2 separate regions of the Mus musculus genome follow, and region 2 is linked to region 1. Evidence: chromatin loops called from intact Hi-C (ENCODE). Cell type or tissue: gastrocnemius. All regions are shown on one strand.

Evidence for each region. A loop is a pair of places that touch in the nucleus more often than their neighbours do. Peaks named below come from ENCODE experiments on the same cell type or tissue, not always from the same donor. Only the 100,000 strongest peaks of a DNase experiment are listed, where the experiment ranks them.
Region 2: a loop joins it to region 1, with 10 times the contacts of the local background. A loop is called at or near these places in 36 of 42 quality-filtered maps.

Annotation. Positions count from the first base shown.
Region 1 is chr3:54,668,533-54,676,532 of GRCm38, reverse strand. No RefSeq gene overlaps it. Among named protein-coding and RNA genes, the nearest start is that of Supt20, 23 kb to the left of the region's middle. In gastrocnemius, a CTCF peak has its summit at 3,528; a DNase peak (open chromatin) is centred at 3,494.
Region 2 is chr3:54,353,063-54,361,062 of GRCm38, reverse strand. Gm31095 (a long non-coding RNA gene) reads left to right here. Exons shown (of 2, transcript XR_375670.3): 1 at 1-144; 2 at 813-1,401. It also overlaps a transcript of Postn not described here. Among named protein-coding and RNA genes, the nearest start is that of Gm31095, 4.0 kb to the left of the region's middle. In gastrocnemius, CTCF peaks have their summits at 3,400 and 7,612 (motif pointing left); DNase peaks (open chromatin) are centred at 7,612 and 7,850; H3K4me3 peaks cover 911 bases; H3K27ac peaks cover 1,338 bases.

The DNA.
Region 1 (8,000 bases):
AATGTTTTAAGTTCCGTGATTCTCTTTGCCTAAAACAAGTTTCTAAATGATGTCACATGTTGGAAACTAGAGCTGAGATTTAAGACGTGGCAGTTAACACTTGGATGCAGCCTGGGTTTCTACTGTTCCTTGGAATCACTCCGCATGACTTCTAGATGGGTGGAGAACCTTTTTTCTCTTTTTGATAGTTCCTAGGGACTTAAAATTGGAGGTCAGAGAAATACAGAAAATGATCTGACACATTTGGAAAACATTTGGTTTTATTTCTATGTATTTATTCCTATATATTTTAGATGTATCAGTCTGTGCAACATGTGTGCCATGAGATGCTATAGGTATATTAAGAAGACTTTTTCTACATATACAATATGTTGGCAGCATCATGACTGTTTCCCTCCAAAGCCTCAAATTTGTGGGTCCTTGTCTCAGTCTTCCAAGTACCTGGGACTACAGGCATGTATCACCTCAACCAACTAAGAAGGAGTTGGTTTGTTGTAAGTGTAGCTACAAAACATTAAGAAATTTGAAATGATTAGTGGTGGTATTAGTGATACTGGAAATTGAACCAAGGGCCTATATAGACATGCCTCATTATGTAGCTCAGGCTATCCTTGAACATGACACAGGCTCCTGAAGGCTGAGATTACAAATATGCACCACCACATCTAATATGGAACATTTTATTCAAACTATGTAACAGAAGTATCACGTGCTCAGGGTCTTCCTGTGGCCTAGTACCACAGGCCCAATGCAGTACAGCATGCCTGGTATGATACCATGCGCCTATCTGGGGATCACCTGCTGTGTGGTGCAGGGGTAGGGCATAGTACTTGGTTTTGAAGCAGGAACAGGTACCCAAGTGTATGAGCCTCACAGTATCCAAACATACTTGTCCTTTGCATTTTATCACAGTGTAGACCAGCCACAGCGCTGCTTCTTGAGTCCTTCTGGTCCTGAAGTTCAGGCTTACAGAACGTCCTCCCAAGGGGTATGCTGTCCTCAGAACAGGAGATGTGCTAAATACCACATTTCAGTTAGCAAAACACATCCGTAGTCAGACCGAAAAGACGGGGGACAGGTCTTTCATAGGCAGGTAGTAATGTGTTATATTAACATGAAGAGTCTTCTCTCTCATGTCCCAGAAGAGGAAGCTCGTGTGTGTGTGTGTGTGTGTGTGTGTGTGTGTGTGTGTGTAGCTTACAGAAGCTACCCAGGTCTGGTGTGTGAAGGAGGCCACAGTGAGACTGTATTTGCTGCATGTCCCATCTGTCATTTTTGGTATCTGCCTTCTGACTTGACCATATAACCCTTTCTTTGTGATCCTTCGGTGGCTTTAATAAGTGACCTTGAAACTCAAATGACCTCTGTTTCAAAGAAGTCAGCACTTAACAAAATCACAGAGCACCTGTCCTTGGGTAAAAACTTGAATCAAAAAGTAAATGTATTTCTCAACTCTGAAACCAAGTTTCAGACCCTTGTATTTTTCTATACCAATTAAAGGTGTTGTCTGCAGAGAGCCAAATGTGATTTCTAATGGCGGTCCTGTGAACAAGGACTTCCATGAGCATCTCCAAATGGAGATTCCTGAGCAAAATGCTGACAGGAACCACTTGGATTGCTTCGAGTCAGCCTTCCAGTGAGCGCTCTGTGCCCCAAGTCAGGGCTACCAACCCTCACAGAACAATTCTCCTCCCTTTATCTCTTCTGGCTCTGCTCCATGTTCTAACTCCAGTAATGTATCAGGCTCCATCATCAACTGTCACTTTAACCCAGGTAGAACTTTTCCTTAAACTTCAGCATTCTCCCATTGTTTGGCCTAACACCTTTCCCCTCCCTAGTAGATAGGCACTCAATGTTGGTTTTAGTTGAAATAAATAAAACCTCTTAATTCATTAAGGTTTCCAGACAGTGTTTGCACTCATTCGTTCATTCAAGAAGTAACAATTGAATGTTTTCTAATTGCAACACACAGCTAATATGAAGAGGCATCATCAGTGTAGCAGCAGATTCAGAATTCATGCCCACAGGAGCCTGATTACCCTGTATAAGTCTCACAAAGCAGAGGCTCTGAACTTTGAGTGGCTCCATTATTGGATCAATACTGGTTCACATATCCTTAAATATTTCATGTGGGCTACGGATGTAGTACAGGGACAATATTCTTAGTATGCATGTTCTCACACACACACACAGACATACTGTCACACACAGTTTACTAATACCTTCTTAAGCTTTGTTCGCAGTGGGATCCAATTCTGAATTCCCGACAGGCTATAAAACTCATTATGGTTTGCAGACTGGCCGCAAACTCATGATAATCTTTCTGTTTTTATCTTACAGGTGCTGGGATTACAGGCGTGAGCTACCAGACCCAGCTTCCTACTCTATCTTTGTTTCTTCCTTTTCAATTTTTCTCCCTCTCCCTCTCCCCCTCCCCACCCCTGTCCCTGTCCCTGTCTCTGTCCCTATCCCTCTCCCACCTCATCTGTGGGGTCAAACTGAGGTTGGCAGTGTTGTTAGCAAACAGTCTGGGCAATCTTGCCCTTTATCCATCAGTCTTTTATTTCTGAGTTACAATCTGAGTTTAATTTAATACATTGGTTTCTATTTCCTCTTAGCACAAGATGCCCCCCAGTAAAAGTGAATTAGCATTTTCTGACTAAGTCTGTGTTGCTGCATGTGAATGATGGGAATGGTGGGAATGATGCAGAGTTTGTGAATCCTGAGCTGGTAAAAAGAATTCTGTGCACACCCCCCCCCCCTTTCAGGACAAATAACAGCAGAAAAAAATATGAAAACGAAGCATGGTGTATTTAACTTGGGAACAAATCGGATGAGTCACTTGAAGGCTGAAGGCTGATTCCCTCGCTCAGCTCTCTGGAGGCAACGACTCAAAAGGGCTTGAGGAGAAGTGCTTCCTGCCTCTACTTGAAACAATTCCTGACCCTTGACCCCCACCCCAGTACTCACAGGGAACCCTGAAACCTGAGCTAAATTCTCTTCTGGTTAGTCTGTTTCTGCTCCCGGAACTCTAAAAAACAATGGCCAAATGGCATCGCCTTTGGTGTTGTGTGTTTTTTTTTTAGTTAACTTTCTGGACTTCGTGGACCCTTGTGATTTGGGGGGTACTTTGTGTTAGGAATGGTTTTTGAGCTATGAGATTTTTCTTCCAAGTGAAAAGAGCTTGGCCACAGATGTGGGCTGACTGTCCTCACTGGAGAAACCATCTGGCATGATTGTAATCTTCTTTTGGAAATATTTAAACAATATATCACATAAATAATGAAAATCTGACCTTAAATCAACAATGTTGTCAGTAAGGGATTTACCGGCTTATGCAGCTCAAACACGGCGCTCAGCGTAACATTCCTCAGACCCTATCCGTTCACCGTTAAAACTTTTTATAAATGATTAAACTTTATAGAATGATTTAAGTCAAATTCTCCCAAGTCCAAACTGTTGAAAATTGGCCCTGTCACCCAGCTGGGGGTTTCTATTTGATGCTCTATCCCAAAAGAAACAGCAGGGGGCCACCTTGTAATGCTGTGGCTTTAGTTTTATTCTCTGTTTTCACTCACGAAAGGTTCCTTTCTCTCCATTGCTTGGCATCCATTCACCCATTCTGGGATTTGCATATGTTTGTTTGAAGAAAGAAAACATTTTTAGACACCAGCTTTACTATATTGAGAATGCATGGTGTAATTGCAGCCTTAAAATATTTTTTTCTCAGTTTAAGTGAAGGAATTAAAATGTTAACAGTTTCTTCTATTCCCTTGCACTGCAGTAGGAAACTGTACGTCCTGTTCTCCTTCCTGGCAGGTTGTCGCCTTCTTCATGGAGACCATACAATTACCCAGCAGACCATTGTAGTACATGCCTGTCAATCATGATACTTTACTCAACGGTCAGAATGATTATAAGGATGTGGATAGAAACATGAACAGCACACCTATTTCACCTTGCAGCCCCCCCCCCTTCAGGCAAATGTCCCTAAGTTCTAAAATGGTGACTTAATATAAACAGAGGGGTCCATCTCCAGGGCCGTCACAAATGAATGGGGTTGAGCATAAGTGGCCAGCGAGTGGAAGCTGCCCAATTACTCTATGAATCCATCTTGTGACACTTAAGAAAAACCACACCTCCAAGAAGGCTCTCAAGTGGCTAACCGGGCCTAAATTCAAAGTGTGGCCAGTTCTGACTGGGGAATTTTACTTTGGTTTATTGAGAAACCACAAACTTAACTACACTGGGTCTCAAGCCAGGCATGGTCAAGAGCCCCTGGGAATTCCTATCTTGTCATCTCACTAGGACCAATGAACTATATATCCCACAGTCAGCCAATCAGAAAAGAGTGGTACCTACTTGGGGCACCCTCATTTACATATCAGGACCTAGCAGGAACCTAGCTGGGAATGTTCTCTGTAGAAGTTGGGTTTTGCTCCTCAGAGCACTTCTGTCTGTAGGTAAACACCCAACCTGCCAATATTTTTGTACATAAATGGAGACATGGTGTCACACTGTAGCCCAGGCTAGCCTGGAATGCATTATGTAGCCCAGGCTGGCCTTGGCAATCTCCTTTCCTCGGGCTCTTGAGATCTGGGATATTTAGGTGGCTCTGGGTTCTGCAGAGTCTTGTGATTTTGGGTGTCAACTTACTTGTTTTCTGCCTGTCTTCAAAGGGACTTTATATCGCATCCAGCCATCATACACTCACACTGCAAGAGCATTTTAAAAACTGTGCTTTGAAAAACAATACTAGTTATCCTTTAGAAAAGAGATGAAAGTTTTAGAAGCATAAATTATTACTTAATACCAGGGTTTCTTTTTGTTTTGTTTTGTTTTTGCTTTTTGACAGAGTCTTGCTATGTAGCCCTGGCTGGCATGGACCTGGCTAAGTAAACCAAGCTGACTTTGAACTCTACCTCAATCACCAGATCGCTCTGATGACAGATTGGAGCTATCATACCTGGCTCATTTCCAGCTTTCAGAATTCTTAATTATTTTTTAAGAAACTGAATAAACATTAAAGAACCTAACTCCTTTAAAAAAAAAGCCTAGCTCTTTTAAATTAAAAAAAAAATTCTCTCATTTACTACATTCTGACTGAAATTCCCCCTCACCCCCACTTCCTCTCCTTCCAGTACTCCAACCAACCTCCCACCCACCCCCTCCACCCCAAGCCACGGTCTCCTGTTTCTCTTCAGGAAAGTGCAAGCCTCTTAAGGATATCAACCAAATATGGCATATCAAGTTGCAATAAGACTAACCACCTCCCCTCATAATAAGGCTACATGAGGCAACAGACCCAGTAGGAGGGAAAGGGTCCCACAAACAGGCAACAGAGTCAGAGACAGCCCCTGCTCCCACTGTTAGAAGTCCCACAAGAAGACCAAGTTACACAACCATAGCATAGCGTAGAGGTCCTAGGTCAGACCCATGGAGGCTCTCTGATTGTTGGTTTAGTCTCTGCCAGCTCCTATGGGCCCTGAGAGTTTTCTTGCGGTGTCCTTGATGCCTCAGGCCTCTACAATCCTAAGGAACTTAACTCTCCTCTAAGTAAATCCTACATAGAAAAGCACCAATATTTTATTGTGTATTAATGAATATTATATGTTAAATAGATGTGAATCCATACATGTATCTGTATGTATTTTGGAAAAGACTTACTCATTTTTATTTTGCGTGTACATGTGAGTACTTACATGTATATACATGCACTGTGTATGTGCTCAGTGTCCACAGAGGCCAAAAAGGGTGTTGGATCCTCTAGAAGTGGAGTTACAAGTTAGGGACCTGCCTGATATGGGTGGTGGGAACTTGTTCCTCTGCAAGAGCAGCAAGTGTTCTAACCATTGAGCCATCTCTCAAGACCCTGTATTTCTCCTCCCTCCCCTCCCCACTCCCACCCTCCCGCTCTCCCTCCTTCCTTTCTTTTTTTCTCGTTTCATTCTGAGACAAGATCTTACTAGGTAGGCTAGACTGACTTTTCACTCAAGATCCTCCTGCCTCAGTCTCCTGAGTATTGGGATTGCAGGCACACTTAGATACGTCTTCACTGTGCACATGATTCCCACAGAAGATTTGTTCAGAAGTTTTATGGGGCATTCATGCTACATCATGACAACCACATCTTCCCTCCCAGAGGAATTCCCACAGCTGGGAGAGGACTGCAGCAAAATTTCATACCTGTTCGTACTTCCGATAAGCAGCCATGCTGCTGGCTGGTGAATGAAACCAAGCGGCCTAGGGAACTTGAAGTTTTAGTTCTGTGGGGAAAACAAGGGACCTAGGAATCTGAACTGACATTGGTAGAGAAGGTATAGGCGGAGGCGAGAGCCAGGGCTGACTCAAAACTAACTGTCTGGGCAGTGGTGGTGCACACCTTTAGTCCCAGCACTTGGGAGGCAGAGACAGGTGGATTTCTGAGTTTGAGGCCAGCCTGGTCTACAGAGTGAGTTCCAGGACAGCCAGGGCTACACAGAGAAACCCTGTCTTGAAAAACCAAAAACAAAAAAACCTGATTGATTCAATGACAAATTTTCTCTATATCAACTATTATTTATATTTTATACTTTTATTAATTATATAATATATAATATATTTATATTATTTAAAATTTTTAAATTTATCTTTACGTGTGTTCGTATGTTTGTGTTTTGTGTGTGTGTACTCATGGAGATCCGCCTACCTCTGTCAACTCTGTGCTAGCACTAAAGGCGTGCACCACGACACCTAGCCTAATGGCACAGTTCTTGAGAATTGGTGCTCCTCTGCCACCTTGTGGTCCTGGGGCTTGAACTCAGGTTAGCAGACTTGGCACAGGCTGCCTTTACCAGTTAAGCCATCCCACTCGCCCTCTTTACATTATCTTATCAGGGTTAAAAGACAATACTACAGTTTTGAATTTCCTCTGTGGATACCAAGCACATACACTGTGTGTATATTCTTCCTAAGTAATATAACAGTCTCACTTTCACTGGGACAGCTCATCTTGCTAGAGGAAAGTTTTGTCTGTGTGTCACTGTTGCATGAGTGAGGGGCAGGATATGGCCTAGGGAGGCCTCCCTCCACCTTCTTCCTTCATCAAGGCTCACCTCTTACTCAGCCTCCAGTAAAACTGTCTTATTATGATCTATCAAAGGATGGATCTGTTCATTGTGTCATTGCCCTTGTGACAGAATTGTCTCTGGAACTGCCCTGGTAGACACACCTGGAGGTGTTCTTTACACACCCCCCCAGTGGATATTAACTACCACAAACTGTAAATATTTAAATCCACTAGAATTGGGATATGACTTTGTTTCTAAGCTGTGAATCTTCGCAGTTTTTCCTTGTCTGTAGATTAGTCCTCACTGTTGGCTTTCCTGCCTCTTTAACGTCAGAGGAACAGTGAAGAGCTTTGGAGTTTTATCAATAGCTAGTGTTTATTGGGCATTTATATCAAGCCAGACGCTAAGATATGATTTTGTACGTTTTTGTTGCTTAATTCTCACAACGACCTTATTATGGGACTGCTGCCACTTCCTGGTAGAGAGATTGCTTATAAGCAGAATAAAACGGGAACGAAAACTCTTTCACAAACTGAATAGATGAAACCAGCCCACGGCAGTGGGAACTCAGAACTCATGTTCTTAAGTATTATCCTAAGTTTGGGTACCTACAATGGTTTGATTACATAAGAATGGACCTTATAGACTCACAGTTTTGAGTGCTTAGTCACCAGGGAGTAGCACTATTTGAAAGGGTTGGAAAGATTAGGAGTTGTGACCTTATTGCAGTAGGTGTGGCCTTGTTGGAAGAAGTGTATCAGTGGCGGTGGGGCTTGGAGGTTTCAAAAGCCAGGCCTAGATTCTCTCTCTCTGCCTACAGATCAGAATGTAACTCTCTGCTACCACTCCAATACCATGTCTGCCTGCATGCTACCACACTACCTGCCACAACGACAACGGACTTAACCTCTGAAACTGTAAGCCAGCCCTCAATGAAATGTTTTCTTACAT
Region 2 (8,000 bases), 320 kb after region 1:
GGGAGCAAGGCTGTGGGAGGGGGCGCTGGGCCAACCTGAAGCTTGCGATGGCCTTACAGAAGCACCAGCAGCCCTGGGCTGTCCCTGGAAATCTCCTGGGTTCTGAGCAATCTGAACTCTGTCTCCTATTTGTTTTCAATCATGGTGAGCCCGTTTTTCACTTCTATAGGTTTACATTGCGAAAAGAGCTGATTCTGAGTTTAGGGATCTCTCTGCCTTCTGTCTCTGCCACCACACTCTGTGTCTCTGAGCTCAGTTACTTTCCTGGTTTGATCTGATTGCACTTAAATCACTCCACAGCAGAACACGGAGAAGAGAAATCACAGGGGCATTTAACCCAAATCCTGGATAGATGTACAATGCATTTAAAGTGTGATTTCCACAGCTTATGTGGAAGAGACACATGCCCCTTGAAGTCCTATGAAACTGGGGCCATGTCTTTTCAACTCATAATGAGTATAGAGGGTTAAGTAACAAAGATCTACTTTGGGAGAATTTCTCTAACTTTTGAAATATATCTATCTATCTATCTATCTATCTATCTATCTATCTATCTATCTTTCTCACAATTTTACTTTTTTTTGTTTTCCATTACACACACACTGCATACTCTGATAAGCCCTGGAAACAAGTATTACTAATCCAGAAATAATGTGGCAATTAAATGCATATTAAGAAACAGGGTTGCTGCCAAGAGTATCCTTCTGCTTTCTGTAAGAACAACTGTACTCTCTTGGAGTTGAACCTCAGCATTCTTAGCTGAGGGAAGACACTTTGTTTTTTTGTTTTTTTGTTTTTTGTTTGTTTTTTAGGTCTTCACACATGACCAGATATGAGATGCAGAGAAACCTTTCGATGAAGAAGCTGCGAAGATACGAAGCTTCAGTTGGCAAGGAATGGAAACAGCCATCAGTCTCTGTGAATGCACACATTTTAAAGCATCTCTAGAGAGGGGGGTGTTTTCTGTGCTGTGTTGTGAAGCCCCCCCCCATACCCATTTATGGGTGTCAGTATTGTTTTCCCACTGACAAGGCAAAGACACTGTGGCTGTTTTACAGTTGGAAAAGTTGAAGGGAGGCCACATTAGTCCAGAGAGAATTCCTTATCTGGAGAGATGTGTAAGCTTCCCATGAGAAGTTTCCTTTCAGTGTTAAAATAATCCTGCAACTAACAGCTAATTTATTAAGTACACAGCCAAACAACACAGTTTGAAGATGAGTCAGAGGCCTCTGTCACTTCTGAAATTTTGGTATTAAAGGATTGAAAGTGTATAAAACTATCTCTGGAGAACTGGGAGAGAAGCTATCATGGAAAGTAAACTATGTTCCTTCCAGGGCACTTGTGTGATAGAAATCTAATCTCTTATTTATATTTATCTAAATGAAACTATTCTAACTTTAACTGCCTCTTTTTCTTGTTTGCTTTATAAATAGTTTTTGCTACTCTTAGTTTGTACAAATGGTGGGCTGTCCGTAACTGCTCAATGAAAAGGCAGCCGTATCTCATGCACATAAGGTCTATCTGATATCAACCAACTGGCTGTTAGAATGTTTATTGATGAGGTTACTGCAGTATTCTGACAAGCAGCACACATTCACTGTTTGGCACAAGGCAAAGCATACTCTCGTATGACAAAAAGGCACCCTGAAACCCCCTTTTTATAGTGTCCAATAATAGAAATCTGAAATCGTTCCACTCTGAGCATCATGTTTGAGACTTACCAAACTCTCATCAAGTCAACAAATGCCAACCCTTCGAAAATATTTACCAATTAGGATCAGTAATGACATCAGGGAGGTCTTCAAAAAAAAAAAAAAAAAAAAAAAAAAGAGCCGGAGACACACAGATCACCCATAAATCTTGAGAAGAACGAGAGTAGAGATTTTAGGTAAAGATGAAGAAATCAGAGTGCTTGAGAAACAGAGGCCAGGTCAGAAGAGTGATGCTGTATGTTAATTGTTGGAAGAAAGTCCAAAGCTAAAGTCTGGCTCTGAGCCAGTTTGGGGACGGCTGAGAAAAGGAAGGCAGTTTTGAAACTGAGAAGGGAAGCTAGCTGAAGTTGTAGAAGAGACTGGGAAAAAAATCCCCGGAAGGGCACACTCTCTTCCGGGGCTCTCATCAAAAGTCGCTCTCCACACAGGGCCCTTTCTCTTCAGCTCTGTGAAACTATGCTGACACTACTGACCCCTGCAATTTTCCTACCAGTCGGGAAGATGACGGAAATCATGAAAATGAAGTCCGACTTTCCAGGGCTGCAAAGTCTGACCCAGAGATGTAAGTCATTACTGAGAAAGAAATGGTTCATTATGTAGCTGAAGAGAGATAGTGTGTCTGAGAAACAGGGCCGTTTCTCTCTAGCCGCGGCATGCTGATTTATAGGCAGTTCTCTGTTATCTGGCCTCGGGAGACCATGAGGTCATTACACTGCCACGCTTACTCACCACTGTGAAACCAACCTCAAACTCCAGCAGTCCCTGGGACTCCTCGCGGACTCTGCACTCTGTAAGCCTGTGCACACAAACCATAAGCAGGATGCCCTTGGTCTTGATTGTATCACTAATTTTAAAATGCTTCTATATTAACATGCGGTCCATAGGTTGCCATGGCACATGAGCTCAAAAGTTGCTTACATATAGAATAAATAATACATGTAACTCTTATAACCCAGCCAAGCCTTGGAGTCAACCCTGCACCTTCTTAGGAAAAGTGCTTCTCACTACCTCCGCACCCGATCTGTGTCTCCACTAGCTTTCTCTAGTCCTGTAAATGGAAACTCTATGCAAGACTCGGTGATCTTTAGTGTCTTTGACTGAGGCCACTTTAAAAAAAAAAAAAAGATTGTTAGCTTGAAAGAATTTAAATCAAGAATCATGTACTAATTTCCATCTTTAAAATGTTGTGTATACATGAAATAAAATTGAGTATCACCAGCCAGCCTACAGAGGTCAAGAAGGTGAGCTATAGGTTTGGATATTCAGATTGGTAGATTGTAAAGGCTACCTTTATGGAGTGGGGTTTCTGAAGCATTCTTTTCAGTACAATATTTCCATAGCTTTCCACTAGTGTCCCCCAACACAGCCTGTAGTGACACAGGAACGACAACGGAACAATACTCAGGGAAAGGTGGGGTTCTCTGCACACCAGAATAGGAACCATGGTCTCTTGGCTGTTAACTGTGAAAGAAGCAGGGCAGAAGACTTTGGGGCGATGGAGGGTGGAGTGGTGTTTTCTCCCCCTCCTTGGACTCTGCCTTGGAAAGCCTTTTATGCAATGGGTCATTCCCCTATTGAGGAGTCAGCCATGTAAGCTTCACCCTCACTGAACTGAATGCATTTGCGCATTTAAAACAGAATGTATTTTTGTATTGTTGCCTTCTACTTTGTATTTCTCTAGAGACATCTAGTGGAGAAAGTGTGGTATACAAATGTGCTTAGAATCACTGGAAATGTCTGTCACATTTTGATTAAACTGATACATTGAAATTCATAGAAAACAACTTAATTTCAGAATGCCAGCCAAGTAGGAATTAGCAGTCTCTTCCAAGAAGTCTCCCCCAGGCTCATGCAGAAGGGACTAATGTGTGCTCTCAAATCTGGATGAAGAGGGAAAGGTATGGGAATGGTTGGAAATAGATTGCTTCGCTTTCTGAGTCGTTTTTTTTTTTTTCTACACTGGCTGACACATGAAAAGAAAGCATGACTATGTGTGTGCACACACATATGCTGTTACACACGTGTGTGCCTATACATAGAAGCCAAAGACATTGTGTGTCTTCCTCACTGTCCACCTTAGTTTATTCTTTAAGAATTTTGCATCACCCTGAGTGAGGTAACACAATCACAAAAGAACTCAAATAATATGTACTCACTGATAAGTGGATATTAGCCCAGAAACTTAATATAGTGAGATATAAGGTACAATTTGCAAAACACATGAAACTGAAGAATAACGAAGACCAAAGTGTGGACACTTTGTCCCTTCTTAGAATTGGAAACAATCACCCATGGAAGGAGTTACAGAGACAAAGTTTGGAGCTGAGACAAAAGGATGGACCATCAAGAGACTGCCATATCCAGGGATCCATCCCATAATTAGCCTCCAAATGATGACACCATTGCATACACTAGCAAGCATTTGGTGCAAGGACCGTAATATAGCCGTCTCTTGTGAGACTAGGCCGGGTCCTAACAAACACAGAAGTGGATGCTCACAGTCAACTATTGGATGGATCACAGGGCCCCCAATGGAGGAGCTAAAGAGATCTGCAACCCTGTAGGTGCAACATTATGAACTAATCAGTACCCCGGAGCTCTTGACTCTAGCTGCATATGTATCAAAAGATGGCCTAGTCGGCCATCACTGGAAAGAGAGGCCCACTGGACAGGCAAACTTTATATGCCCCAGTACAGGGGAACGCCAGGGCCAAAAAATGGGAATGGGTGGGTAGAGGAGTGGGGGGGAGTGTGTGAGAGGCTTTTGGGATAGCATTGGAAATGCAATTGAGGAAAATATGTAATAAAAAAAATAAGAGAAAAAAATTAAAAAAAAGAATTTTACAAAAATAAAAACAGTGCATTTTGGATCATATACCCTACTTTACTGTTTACTGCCTTCTAACTCTTCCCAGACCCCATCCCACTCTCAACTTCATGTCCTACTATTTATTAATCTATCTATCTATCTATCTATCTATCTATCAATCAATCATCTATCTATCTAAGTCCCAAGTTGGTGTTATGGTGTTAAAGTGTGCTCATGTGTGAATCCATCCACTGGAGCATGGCAATTGCTCCCATGGGCACATCTTGCCAGGCCAGTCATTACTGTAGTTCATAGGGTCCACACCCAGGTAAGCCTTTTGGTGACTTCTTTCCCCCAGCACCCTACATGAGGTTCCCATATGAGGTTCCAAAATCTTGTATTGTTTGGGGTGGGGCGGACCCCTGACCACCAACTTGAAAAGATGTATTCCACATCTGTCATTGGGCTTTCAGCTTGGTGAACTGTGGCTTCTGAGAGAAACATTAGCTCCCATGTATGGTAACCTCACTTTAACTCTCCTCCACCCTCTCTCTATGTATGTATGTGTATATATAAACATACATATGTGTGTATAATATTATGAAGCTTACACAATAGTCTATACTACATATAGATAATAGTCTAAGATACATGTGTACATATACATACATGTGACACACTTATACAATAGTAGGTGTCTACATGGCCTTTTCATACATCCCTTATATTGTTCATTCCTTCCAATCCCTCCTCTACACTACCCTTCTATTCCCCATCCATTTGAACCTATCTGCTCCTTATTCTCTTCCTCCTTTTAGTATTTGCTTCTTTTCTTCTAGCTTCCCCCGCCATGGAGCTTTTCTAGGTTCCTGGCCTCTGCGGGTATTCTCTGTTAAGCAGACAGAGATCTAAAGAAGCAGAACTGGGTTCACGCAGGACAGGGGAATCCGGTGTTTATCTTTCTGGCGCTGGGCTACTTTGTTCTATATAACCATTTCTACTTTCACTTATCTAAGTTTGGGGCATGGGATTTCTCCCTGAGCCCAGAGCACATTGCTTGGGTATGATGAGGACGGTGTGCTAGGATTATAGATGTGTACCATCATGCTAGGCCATTTACCTTGTACTGGAGCTCAACGCCAGGTTCTCACACTTCCAAGAAAACTTACGCTTTACCAACTGAGCTTCTCTTAGACCCTGGCTAGTGTTTTCTTAAACAGACAATTCCGACATTGCTCATCCCCACATTCACAGTCTGTGCCCTCTTTGGCACTCTTGATATTGTCCACATCAAGTCATTTGTCTTCAAAGCCAAGAGTCTGATCATCTGCTCCATCCACAGTGGCTTCTGGTATTCCTCCAGCCAGACACTAAGATGAAGGGAGAATGGATGCTATAATAAAATTAACTTACTAGAATACTGCTGTCTGCTTTGACACTTTTAGTGTGCTCAAATCTTGATCAGAATTAAGATAAACCCACAGTGTGGTTATTGTCCTCTTCCCTCGTGAGCTTTTTCTCTTACACAGTGTGTTCTAGGGTCCCATCTCACCCTTCTACTTAGGCATACATGCTTTTTCTGTATTTATCTGTTCAAAAATTAATGTCAACCATATATCTGTGACACCTGCCACACGTGTATGTATGACACATAGCTCCAAGATGTGAGAGGAAAGGTGTGATTTTTAAGCTTCTTGAATCTGGATTTTTGTGTTTAACATCAGAATCTCCAGCTCCATTAATTTTTCTATGAATTATGTAATTTTGGTTTTCTTTATGCCTAAATAAAGCCTCAGTGTGTATACACCCAGGTCTCATGACTTATTTATTCACATCTTGATAGTTATTTAAATATAAGATGCCACCTAGCATTAGGGACAATTTTACTTCTTCTTTTTCTACTTTAATTTCTTCCTTAAAAATTACTAATCTAAGACAGAGCATTATATTAAGGAATACTGTGATGAATGTAGACCTTGCTATAGATCTGTCAGAGGTCTCAGATCCTAATGGCTTCATTTCCGTCATTCCTCCCTGCCGTGTGTGTGTGTGTGTGTGTGTGTGTGTGTGTGTGTGTGTTGAGTTTGGCCTCTGTGTATATGTATGTGGGTAGTCGACCCCACCCTCTTGTGTGTGTGTGAGGTTAGTTTGCCTCCCCCCTCCCCCCACCTCTCGTTAGTTCAGCTAAGGGCTTGCCAACCCTGCTTTGTCCTTCACACATTTATCTTTGCTTCACTTACCCTTGTGGTCCTCATTAGTTAGTCTGAGGTTCATTCATTTCTATCTTGTTCCTTAGAATTTTATCCTGTTGGCCGTTTCTGAGGTCGGTTTGCTCTTCTCTTCCTAAGAAGTTTAAGAGAAATGTAAATTAAATTATTTGAAAACTTTTTTATTTTTTTAAAAAACAAGCATTCAACAAGTATAGTTCAGGCAAGCTCCATGCTCTCCATGCTGCCATTGCTGGGTCCCAAGGGTTCGGGGAAGTCCTTTTATATTTTCATTTGACTCTAAAACCATTTTCTCTCCTCCTTTGTTCCTTCAGTGACCCGCAGATCAGTCAAGGGCATATTGTTCAACATCCTTGGATATATACAGCATCTCAAATTTCTTCAGTTATTGTCTTCTACAATCATTCCACTATCATCTGACTTAAACTGGACCATAGATGTCCAAAGTGTATCCATCAAACACCAAGGAACAGACAGGCTTCTCTGAAACCCATGGGACTTTCTCTAAATACTTTATGCCATTAGTAAGTCTCAAAACAAAAGATAAGAAAACAAAAACCCTACAGTTCAAGTCTGAAACATCGCTGTTCTTTTCTGTTAGGATGATTTACATAGTGATGAGAGTGAGATTCTAAAGTCACACAAAATTATTATCGTTGACCTTTTTGCCCTTAATATTCTGTAGCAACACTTTTATGCATCTGGGTGACCAGTTTCAGAACAGGGAGGGATGTTCAGTTGGAGCTTGCATCTTTTCTTTCTTGTCTTTTTGCCTGCTGTTGAAATAGAACAGTGAATCACGAGGTCCACCAGAACCATCTTTTCTGGCTCCTTCTTTCCTTTCATGCCAGCACCCTCTGCTGGCCACACTCGGCTCTGCGGTCTATGGGCTAGAACGGGCTCCCCCAGCTCCCAAGACTTCCCATGTTGTAGAACATTTTTTCCTTTAAAAAAAATACTTACTTATTTATTTACTCACTTAAGATACAATATCAGCTTCCTCCTTCTCCCAATCCCCCCCCCCAACACACACACACACTCACCTTCTTTTTCCCTTCCTCCTTGCCTTCTCCTCTGAGAAGCAGGGAGGCCCCTGCTGGGGATCACCCGACTCTAGCAATTCAAGTCACTGTAAGACTAGGAGCATCCTCGACGACTGAGGCCAAACAAGGTGGCCCAGTTAGGGGAAAGGGATCCACAGGCAGGTAACAGATTCAGGGAGAGCCCCTGCTCCCTGGTACATATGTGTGG